Regions from separate parts of the Mus musculus genome. Here region 1 is linked to region 2. The links are chromatin contacts, found by Hi-C or POLR2A ChIA-PET in ENCODE. All regions are on one chromosome and are shown on one strand. Each heading gives the region's core, a stretch centred on a gene start or an enhancer-like site at or near the end of the contact. The rest is flanking DNA. Distances are from core to core; before and after follow the strand shown. Region 1 has its middle 66 kb from the start of Mir3970. Region 2 overlaps Gm41835 (a long non-coding RNA gene).

What was found. Hi-C counts contacts between places; a loop is a spot of excess contacts on that map. ChIA-PET counts read pairs that join two places held with the same protein, here RNA polymerase II (POLR2A).
Region 1: a loop to region 2 is called in a map of Patski, with 2.8 times the contacts of the local background. The contact joins two enhancer-like sites. A Hi-C loop is called at or near these places in 1 of 37 maps with a recorded cell type or tissue (Patski). POLR2A ChIA-PET finds 5 or more read pairs at or near these places in 1 of 5 experiments (Patski).

The regions. Positions count from the first base shown.
Region 1 is chr19:33,220,312-33,225,979 of GRCm38, forward strand. It overlaps the pseudogene Rnls. Among named protein-coding and RNA genes, the nearest start is that of Mir3970, 66 kb to the left of the region's middle. Within about 2 kb of position 2,509, at least 1 of the 3 ENCODE cell types and tissues checked has a DNase peak (open chromatin) inside an H3K27ac peak, as active enhancers do.
Region 2 is chr19:33,061,728-33,067,913 of GRCm38, forward strand. The region is part of intron 2 of Gm41835 (a long non-coding RNA gene); the gene reads right to left. Among named protein-coding and RNA genes, the nearest start is that of Gm41835, 10 kb to the right of the region's middle. Within about 2 kb of position 3,792, at least 1 of the 3 ENCODE cell types and tissues checked has a DNase peak (open chromatin) inside an H3K27ac peak, as active enhancers do.

The sequences.
Region 1 (5,668 bases), core at 1,259-3,758, 160 kb after region 2:
TTAAGCCCAGAATATTCTTTGATGGCTCTCATTGTCAAAGGTGTTAGGTTTTTTGCTACCACGGCAATATATCTGAGAGAGCACAGGAGGAGAAGCTTTCCGTGCCTCACAACATCACAACATCAAGGGTTTCAGTCCAATTCACTGGGTTCATTGCTTTGGACTGAAGCAGAGCATCACACAGTGAGTGTGCTGGAACAAAGTGTCTCGAATGGCAGATAAGAAGCAGAGAGAAAGCTGAAGCCAGGGCGAGATACAACCTTCAGAACAGCGCTTCTCAACTTTCCTAATGCTGCAAACCTTTAATGCAGTTCCTCATGCTGTGGTGACCCCTAACCATGTGAATTATCTTCACTGCTACTCATAGCTGTAATTTTGCTATGGTTATGAATCGTAATGTAACTACCTGATAATGCAGGATACCTGATACACGAGCCACATGAAAGTGTCTTTAACCCCAAAGGGGTCAGGACTCACAGGTAGAAAACCACTGTTTCAGAGTACAACTACCTTCACAGTACCAGTTCCGTAAAACTAGGACTAGTCAGTCCACTGGTGATGTTGACACTTCCTGATCCAATCACTCCTCAAGGCAATACTATATGGAGACTAAGCCTTCATCAGAAAGGCATTTGGAACTATTTTATATCCAAACTATAATACCCAGTAGAAGATCATTTCCAAAACCACTATCTCAGTCTTTGTTGAGTGCTCACCATGTGGCCAGCTCTTCCTCTATATGAGAGAAGCTTTCATATATAATTGCCCATTTATAATTATCTAGTAGAGACATGGAAGTTCAGAGTCTTTCCCAAAGTTGTACACTGATAAGTCAATCAACTTCCACTTAAATATGGACTTCTTAGCTGCCAAGTATAAGATGTGTGGCTTTCAATAAATGGCTTTACACCTAGGAGCCGTGGCTTTTTAACCTGTCAGTTGGAAATTTCCAATCAGTTACAGATGTTCCTACAGCCTCAGTACCACTTAAGAGACCACATGGACACATCGTATACATCACAACACATAGCATGCAGAGAGCACTTAGAGCTACTCTAGGGAAGAGCAATCAGAAGTACGTTGGAGGTGCACTTACACACAAAACAAACATAGTAGTTTAGTCCAAGCTGAGGGAAAACAGTCCCAATCCAGCTGGCAAGTTGTGTCGTTCACTTATGAGCCACGAGCCATTTGTTATAAAAGAGAACCTAACATGAATTAACCACTAAAGCCACATTTAAACAGGACTGATGCTGTGGACTAGGTAACTGAGTCAACAGCTTAGCATCATTCTCCCTTGGCTTTGGTACTTGCTAACTGTATGACCTTGGTCGAGTCATGTACTCTTTCTGAGCCCAGCAACCTTATCCATAACATGTGGGCTCTAAGTAGCATATCACACAGAATGTTACGATGATGAAAAAGACCACTCAGCCTAAGCTGATGCACACCTTTAATCCCAGTACTTGGGAGGCAGAGGCAAACACATCTCTGTGAGTTCGAGGTCAAGCTGACAAGTTCCAGGACAGCCAAGGTTACACAGAGACGATACCCCTCCAAAAAGACCATTCATTGGGCAGGAGAGACGGCTCAGTAGGTAAGGTCAATGGCTGTTTCAGCGGACCTACCTTCTATTCCCAGGCCTGACCAGACCTCTTACAACCACCCAACTCCTGTTCCAGGGGGTCTGATGCCCTCCTCGGGCCCCGGCAGGCACCAGACACATACATGCTGCACAGGCACACATGCAGGCAAGTCATACACATAAAATGAAATATTAAAAAAATTACATGCATTAAAAGTCCATAACACAAAGGTGAGACGGAGCTCAGCTGCTACTTCATCTCCTCACCTCTGGCTCTGTATAATGAGCGGAGGTTTAAGAGGCAGGGTGAAACAAGACCAAACAAAGCCAGAACAAGCCAAAGCTAAATACCTGAAGCAAAAAGTACAGTTGAGCATGTTGTTTGGGCACTCGAAGGTGAGAAGTTAAGGACGAAGGATGGAAGGATTTGACTAGAGCTATCAGAGAGAACACACAACACCCAGATCTGAATTTCAGATGAACAATGGATTTCTTCAGTATCCCAAATATTGCACCAGACATTCTTTTACTAAATAAATTATTCATTGTTTATCTGAAATTCTAGTATAAATGGGTGTCAGTGTTTTCATTTACCAAACCATGCAACCTCGACAGCCTGATTTTTGTAAGAAATCTCTTAACCCTGTAAGGACACTCGGAGTTCAGAAGAGCCTGACGTGGGCAACTGCAGAGCCATCCTGGGAAAGGTCGCACCCTCTGCCACCCTTTGTTTTGTGAAGCAAGGGCCTCATGGGGAAAACCTCAAGTGAGCAATTTTCCCTTCCCTGCACCCTCCACATGAGCCTGCTGCAGAGAATGCTGGGGAGCCTGCTGCAGCCTCCTTACCCGCTTGGGTCTCTGTGACCCAGGTTTTCCTTGGGTGAGGCCCTGTGGTCACGCTATAGTGACTGTTTGAACCCCCACCACACCCTGCTTGGTTGCCAGTGGGTGGGGGCAGAAGAGGTAGAAACAGGGAAAGAATGCTTAGCCGTTTTGATCAGCTGGGTTGTGCTTTGTCAGATGGTCTCACAAAACTTTAATTCCTGCTTTGATGCCTAGTGGCCGCACAGTGTCCTCGCCAGGCTTGTCTTAATAGGCTGCTTGCATGAAGTCAGACGGATCGCCTTTGTTGCACTTTCGTACACCTCATGACAGCGGCTCTTTTACGTTAAGGAGGAAACTCTGTGGTTAAACTGTAGCCTAGGTATTTTTAGAGCCGTTACCATGTTAACCAAATTTCATACATTTCACCTGCAGGATATGCAGTAACACCAAGGCCTTCCCTAAAAGCTAACCAAAAAAAAAAAATGTATTTAAGCAATTAATGCAATTAATACTGTCTTTAGGACTAAGACCATGTTATCTGAGAACAGAGTCGCTGGTGCTGACACCTTTTCTCTTCTATTTTTTTTCTTTTTGAATGGATGGATGGTAATGTCTTTAAGGGAGTACCTTTTTCTTTGATACAAGTGACTTGAAGGGCCAGAACCAAAAGCTTAAAGCTGGTTAGTTCTAAAGGTCAGAGCCTGAAGGCAGCGACTCCTTTGTGAATCATTAAGCTTTCCTAAGCTGCTTCTGACAGACTTCTGGCTTTGCGCCACCTGTCTTGGGTCATTTTACACTGCGAATCCTTATGCTGTTCCAGTTTTTAAGTCAGTAGCAAAGGTTATGAGAAAGACAGAACTTGTGTTGCTGTTGTTTTCCTTCTCAATCCGGCATCGCCCCTAAGCTTTCAGAGCACAGAGCCAGTTTGTGTTTAGGGCATCTTCACACGCCCTACTAGAGAGCATTTAAAGAAGACCCATGGGTCCACAGATGAGCCAGATGTGATGGAAGGGATACCCATTAGCAATAAAGTGAGAGTCCCCATCACTACTGACCAGTGATTTTCACCACTAATCCCAGCACTGAAAGTTCAAGATAGAACTAATATCTGAGGTGCTATCAGATATTATCTTCCATCATCAGTTAAACTGGATGAGTTTTGACATACTTAGAATTCGCTGTGTTAGCCCAATGAGGTTCAAGTGACAGGACACGTCACTGCCAAGTTCTATGCCAGTTTATCTTCTAGTCATCTGAATAAAAGTCACTCTGCACCAAAAAAATTCTCTTAAACACAACGAAATTCTGTTTTATGGAGCCAAGGGACATTAAGCTGCTAAAACACATGCTTTCAAAATCGAATGTGGAATAGCTGTCCTGTTTCTCAAGGGAAAAAATACACAGTTAAACCTTGCTTATTCATAATAACCCAAACTTCCGGAAGGCTTAAGCATTTGGAATTGCTCCAAACCCAAAAGAGGGGAGGAGGGAAAGGGAAGGGTTTGGAGAGCAAGGGGATGGGGGGGGGGGGGGGGATGGAGGGAGAGAAGGACAGAATGAACCAGCAGCAAGCAAGCCAGTTTTTAGAAGTAGACCTGAAACCCTAGCAACACTGAAAGAAGACCTGGAGCTTGCATCTGATTGGCTTACCAGCCAGCCGGAATGCTGAGCTCTGATTGGCTAGTGATGATGTCTCCAAATAATCAGCCTTTTGCAGGGAAGCAAATTTATCTGGCAGAAAGGACAGGAGGTAGAAGAAGCAGGCAAGAAGCAAAGGGAAGCGAACAGGGCAAAATGAATGACAGGTTATTTGTAACAAAGGTGGCAGCTGAGACGACAATGAGAACAAGAATCACTATTTATGTAGCTGCTTACAGTTTTTACAAACTAGGCTCCCTGAAATTACTGACACTGTCTTCAGAAGGACCTTCAAGGATTGCAGAAGTGAAATGACATTCCCCAGGTTACACAGCGAGTAAGAAAAAAGCTGAGGTCACCGGTCTCTAATCCAGGGCTGTTGACACCACAGAGTCTCTGGAGAGAATAATTTGGAGTTATCCTGAGGAATTGAGCTAATCCTCTGATCACAGAAAAGACCACCAGCAGCCACATCAGCTACAGTTTAGTGGGAGATGCAGAAAGGGCGTAGGGCTCACTGCCCTTTGCTACACAGAGGTTGAAATCATCGCTCAAGAAATATCTCCATGCACATTAGGAAGAACGGCTAGTGTGGTAGAAAGGAGGCTTGCATCTTGAGTGCTCAGTGCAATCATTTATTTACCCGGGATGGCTCACAGTGCCAACAACAGCATAATCATCTGTCCCCCAGTTGTTCAGCTATAAATGCGCAGATCATTTTTGTTTCAACTTTCTTCCCATATGCGATGCCTCTGTAAGGCCTGTAGCTGTCACTTCTAAAACCCTGAAGCCAGGTGCTTATGCCATATCGCTGGCCGCCATACTCTCCTCGGAGCCACTGTACTGTTCGACTGGGGTTTCAGTTCATTGCTCCAGCTGTGGTTTTGTGTTTATACCCTCGCTTCCCTAACTTCATCTTCTTCCCGCCCAGTCAATTCTCTGGAATATGTCAAATGCTTAAACATTACACTAAAAATGACATTCAAGGGTTCTAGCAGGGCCCAGCCTGAGTTCACTGTAAGTGCCTATGCCCAGGGCATATTGCTCGACACATGGTGGCCTCCTTTGTGGCTCTAGAGCAGAACCTCTCTCTCCAGTGCTGTTCTTGTCTTCATGTCATCAGACTTCAGGCTCACGTGGCTTTTCCTACAAGCTGATCTAAGTTCCCTGTTATTTTCTTATATGAATTCTTTTTATTGACTTCCTGTGATTTCTCAACTGAAAAGATTGTTTTTATTTGACTGCTTAGCCCTCCTTTTATATGTCTCTTTACTATGAAGCTCTATGAAGTTAAAACCTAGGATTTCACACACCACCCAGGAAAGTAGTGCATAGTGCTTAGTGGGTGCTTGATAGCTGTGTTGAATGAATGAATGAATGAATGAATGAGCAACCAGAGCTTTAGCATGTTTGGTGTTCCATGACACCTCTCTACCAACAACTAGGGACAGGGCTCCTGTAGGACAGTCTGTTGTTCTGTAATTCTTTTCAAAGTCATGATTGCTAATAAGCTACCATCATTTAGAAAGTTCTGTGAAATTCCTAACATAATTTCTGAAAGTGGGGGGAGGAAAATCTTGTTTAGACCTAGGCCTGGGGCATGGTAACAATGCATAGGTA
Region 2 (6,186 bases), core at 2,542-5,041:
ACACACACACACACACACACACAGACACACAGAGAGAGAGAGAGAGACAGAGAGACAGAGAGAGACAGAGAGATAGAGACACACACAGAGACAGAGAGTCACACACAGAGACAGAGAGACACACACAGAGACAGAGAGACACACACAACACACAAATAGAGGGATACAGAGAGAGACATACAGAGAGACAGAGACACAGAGAGATTTTTTAAAAAAAATATTTAAACCACTATGATGTGACTCCTTGTTGGCAGCCCTAAGACATTTCTGTAGAAACTGTGTTGGATAGCTAAGAAGTATTCCACCCAGGTAACCCTGCTGCTTGTTCAGAAGGTCTGTGGTTATCTTAACAAGACAGACTTTATTCTGTAGACCAGATTCAAACTTAAATGACACCTCTAACATATGATGGTTGTCTTTGGTGACAAAGACCTTTAGGCTGCCATTTGGTATTATTTCACTGATTCCCAGATTACTGGCAGTTTTTTTTTTTTCTCCTCCCTGAGATTATGAAAACCAACTTGAAGAATAAATGGGAAAGCTGCCTGGTCATGCGGCTGTAATGCAATTTTTATGCTTGTCTCACGACTCCACACCGTTCCTCAGTGTCTGAAGAAGGCTTCCAAAAATGCTTGAGCAATCCACATATCTCTGAACTAATTGTACCATGCCCCAAGGCCACAGATTTGCAGAACAGTGCTCTTGGACAGTAAGTTCTGGTATGTTTGTTTCAAAGCTCCCAGGCATTACTTACAGCCACACCTTGACTATACTACATGGAACTCTTTGCCTGTTTAACTTATATTATCCCTTCCCTGGGAGGGGCTGGGGCTTCTTTTTCATTTTGTGGGGAGCTGAAGAAACTGCTTAGTAAATAAGTAACCAGTAACAAGGCGGCACAGCCATCCGTGTGAATTATGACCCCCGCCAGGCTCCGAAGACAAAAAGATGCTCAGTTGTGCAATTTTCCACTCTTCTAATAATAGTGTGGGTCAAGTTAGTCCTAGCTCAATGCTATAATCCAAACAATATTCCACTCCATGTGGTATGACACTTAGGATTCATCCAGGCCACTGCATTTGGAGACAAGCCATGGTAACTCTGACTGTTTTGACCTTCTCAGTGTTTGCTTCCTGTCCCTCCTGTGCCTATGGCACATAGTCACACAACTGTAGTAGCAGTATTATAATCTTCCTTTCCATCTTGAACCTTCTTAAGAAGGACTAGTTCAGCTTACCAGGATAGACCTGTCAAAGGCCAGCTTATTTGACAGCGGCTCTCTAATTCAAGTAGGGTAGAATCAAGCATCAAAGTGTCCATCTCTTCTGTTTAACCTGGAATTGGCCTTTTACTGCTCCCAAATCAAAGCGGTGTGGCAGATCTTATATGGAAAAAGTTGTTATTGAGCTCTGTGTGGACACTCTGCAGCTTTTTATTAAGTGAGACAGTGAGAAAATACAGCAATGTATGTTTCTGATGACCAGTTTTGAATTACCCCTTTTCTAATCCTCAAGTATTGCCATAACTCTTAATATAAATACTAACAAATATCTCTAAACTGTGTAGTGTAGACTTTATGACTTCTATTTAAGAACAGTTTTTAATTTTATAATTTTATGTGTATGAGGGTTTTGTGTGTGTCTATGTGTATGCATCAGATACATGTCTGGTGCCCGTGGAAACCAGAAAAGGGCCCTGGACTCCCTGGAGCTAGATTTATGGATGCTTATGAGCTGCCATATGGGTGGATGATGCAAACCAAATCTGGGTCCCCTGCAAGAACAGCAAGAACTCAACCATCTCCATAATGCTCCTTGTGTTTCCTTAACAAACAAACAAACAAACAAACAACAACAAAACAAACAAACAAAACCCCTATCCAAACAGAAACACTCTGTGAACTTAACTTGTTGATTTTGCTCTTTCTGTGGATTCTCTTTCATATAAATCACCTATTCATTTTTAATATGTTCCTTATTCCACTGTATGACACTTTGTACTCAGAACTGTTTAATCGTTGAATCAAGGTAAAATTACAAAACTTTGGCTTCTCATTCCAACTCCTTCACAATTCTACTTCTTCCCATTTTATTTGCCCATCCATTTGTCTATACCAGCCACCCACCTATCCATCTTATCCATCCATCCATCCATCCATCCATCCATCCATCCATCCATCCATCCATCCAATAACATTTATGCAATATCTATCCGGTGTCTGGCATTATACTTTGTTCAGAGGACCGACTGTGATCCAGACAGGCCTAGTCTCTCTCCTCACAGTTGGCTGATTGGTGACTGGTGGTGAGCTGGAATACCAAACTTGCTTACATGTTGCAACATGCTCTGTGAGAGAGACAGCAGGGCCACTCTGCAGAGGAAGGAGCATGTAGGCTGGAATCTGACCTAGGAATAAGACGTTTTCTATTCTATCACTTGATGAGTGAGATGTGCAGAGGATGGAAGGTCTGGGGAGAGATAGCATGCACATTTAGAATTAAAGATAGGTAAAGCACTCGGAGGGTATTGTGCAGTTGGGATGGGACAGGGAAGGTTAGAATCAGGGAAAAGAAACAAGAGACTGATGCCACTGTGAGTTAGGGCTGTCAGTGAAATACCACAATCAGGTTTCAAATGGGGGAGGGACTAATAAGATTCGTGTTTTAAAAAGCATTGCTCTTCTTGTCTTGTGGGCAGTGGACAAAAGAGTGAAGGAAGCTAGAAATCCAGTGACAAGCTCCAATTTTACAAGAGATGATGGCACTGACCCATAACATGGCAGAAGAGGCAAGAGATGCAGACAGACTAGAAGGACTTAGATGTAGTCTGGTCTCCAATCTGCCACATAATTCATTTTATTTGCAATGCCTATTCCTCTGCTAGGCAAGTTAAGCCCGTATTTATGGGTAAAATTCTTATTAGGTTGATGTCAGTTCTACAAGAAGCCTTTGACCTTCAACCGGAAGAACCTGTCTAAGCTCTTACAATATGATTGCTCTGTGCCTTCTGTTTTGCCCAGAGAACGAATTTAGTCTTTGTTTTCATGCATACTTGTCTGATGAGTTAAATGGACAACTGAGCACTTCCCATCTTATCTGTGAAACAAATTCTAAAATTCTAAAAGCCTTTAGAATTTGTCCTATTCATGGCTAACTGGGATCTTGTCTTAGTTCTGAAAATTCTCCAGTTGTTTTTGTTTGTTTGTTTGTTTGTTTTTCAGATCTACATTGTAAAACTATTTAACCAATCTAAGAACTCATTCTATTCATTTGCTTATAAATATATTTATTCATTTACTCAATATATTTATTCAAAGCCTTCTGTCTTACAAGCTAGAGTCTTGATTTCTTTTTCTTTCTTTCCCTTTTTCCCCCTGGCTTTCTCATACATATCATTGTGGACGTCATGCTTTTCACTATGATAATTAAGATATCAGAAGGTTTTTGTTGTTGTTTTTTTTTTCCTGATATAAACACATGGTACTCAAACGAGCCATCTTAAGGCACGAGAAGTAACAGAGTTACAGAACAGTTCTTTTGGCTCTCTAGGTGGAATGCCAGCCTTTGATAGTTGGCACATGCCTTGCACAAAAGACCCGAATTTGGGTATTTGAGTGTCAGCTGGATCAAGTTAATCCTGTTCTGTTTTTTTAAACAGTTCCTGCTGTTTACGCAGTAGAAGCAGAACTAAACAGCACCAGATCCTGCAAAGGCACGACTCAGAAGAACAAGGGACACAACGGAGGGCTCTTAATGTAAAGAAACATTTTGACTTTGCCGGTCCGTCATCTCCCTAGCTCTCAGCCCGCCCTCACCCTGGACCCCGCCCTGCTGGAATGGGTGGTGGACTAGCCTTGGCTGGCAGGGATGCTTTTGAGTTCCAGGATTCTTCTAAACTGTGCTTGCTGTAAATGATTTTTATGCTAACATTGCATTGAAGTCCTTTTTTGGCAAATGCATCGCCATATAAGATTAAAAATAATTTGGAGGGCAGAATTTCTACCAGGAATTGATCAAACAATGTACTGTCGTGAACTGGTTCCAAATTCCTAATGCATCTGCTTTATACAGTCCCTGCTTTATAGAGCTACAATCCCCTGTTTGTCCGAGTTCAGTCTGCTTGTATGCTGGAAGAATCACACCCCTTTATTTCTGGCCTGGAGGGCTTCTTTCCAAGTTTTGGGAAAAAAAATCTCTCAAATAAGAAGTCACAGAAGCTTTAAATAATACGGTTGTTGCAAGCATCCTTGTTGAACATTTAGCGAACTATCCCGTTGCCTTTCCTGATCAAGGCAGATGTAAAACAGCCGCCTCCACACTTCTGCCAGAGCGGCCATCTTGAGTTCAGACGCCTTTTCCGAGAGTTTCTCTTGAAAGTCCCCAATTGAATACATCTGGTTCCCAGCAGAAACCGGATGTCTTGTTTGTTTGTTTAATTATTTTTATCTGAGGTTGCATCACTATCCAGTGGGTCTTTTTTGTAGAGAGTTTTAGGCTCATCTGGATGCTGTGCTTGGCCGTACTCTATGATCCTAGACTTTTTTTTTTTTTTTTTTTTCCTTTTCTTCTGGGATTGACTGTGCCTACTTTAGGGTTTAGTATTTATTTTATTTTTGATACTGGATTTTTATATTCGTAGGTCACTTTAATGTGCAAGAAGCAAAATCTTAAGCAGAACTTTCTTCAAGAAAAGCGAGATTCATTGGCTTTCATAAATTGAGTAGAGGGAGAGCTGCCGCATTCAGAGTTCAAAGGGATTGCAGGACTCTGTGTTTGTTTCTTGGCCCCATTTCCTGATGGTGGTAGTTTGGCCTCGTACATCACAGGCAATAGTGTACTACATTCTCTCAGTTTCAGGTCTTGCCAGAACTGAGTTTGCTTCCCAAGGTATTCAGTAAGAACATGAACATAACCGTCACTGGGCGGAATTTCTTCACATTACCTGTTTCTGAGAGTGATCGTTGTAGCTTGGCATCTGGAAGTGAGTGTAAACAACCATGCATACAACTGGGAAGATGCACCCATCTCGGTCCTTTGCTACATAATCAGTTGGGCAATCATAATTCCCCTTTCTCTTTCATTCACCCTATATAAGGCCCAGGTTTGGGTTGAAGGGAGATCTGACTTGTAACGTCATTTATAATACAGGTGTCCGGGTCTAAACGAACAAACATCGCAGAGATAGGGGTGATATTTTCATACTCATTGGCATTGGTTTTTTTTTTTTTCTGTTTAGCTGTATGGAATTTGTTCTGCTCACTTTAAAAAAATATTTTATGTGCTTTTGTGTTTTGCCTGCATGTATGTCTTGAACCACATACACGCCTAGTACCTGTGAGGCATTGGATCCCCTGGGACTGGAGTTCCAGATGACTGTGGGTGCTCAGAAGTGAACCGCTGGTGCTCTTACCATCTGAGCCTTCTCTCTAGCCCCTCTGTTCGGTTTTATCTTTCACTGTTACCTTTGTTTTTCTTTTTCCTTTACCCACTATGTAACCCATCAAATGCTTTCTCAGGAACTCAATGAGTCTATGACGAAGTATGTCTATCTCCAGGAAACTCTGCTTCTGGTCATCCATTGACTGGAATCAGCAGAGAAGGCGAAGGTACTAGAGCTACTTTGCTGACATAGATGGGGATTCCCAGGAAGGCTGCAGGGTACATAACAGTGTAATCCAGACGCTACAGTACTTACGATGAGAGTTAGCATGCTTTTCTTTTTTTTTTTTTTTATTTATTTATTATATGTAAGTACACTGTAGCTGTCTTCAGACACTCCAGAAGAGGGAGTCAGATCTCGTTACGGATGGTTGTGAGCCACCATGTGGTTGCTGGGATTTGAACTCCTGACCTTCGGAAGAGCAGTCGGGTGCTCTTACCCGCTGAGCCATCTCACCAGCCCTAGCATGCTTTTCAAACAGCACTGGGGGTTGTTATTGAGTAAGACGTACAGAACCCTTTCAAGGCCAGCACTGGGTTATACTCTGCTGGCCGTCATTTTCAAGATGTGACATTGATGGGTATCATACCCTGGTACTAGAGCCTGGAAAATGAGGAGAAAGCAACAAACAGCCTGAAACAATACAGGACAGGCAAGAACAGACAGAAGCTATACAGGTGACGCCGGTGGAATTCAGGCCCTCTAGAAGGACGTAGGTTGACACATTCTACAGATATCACTTTTTCC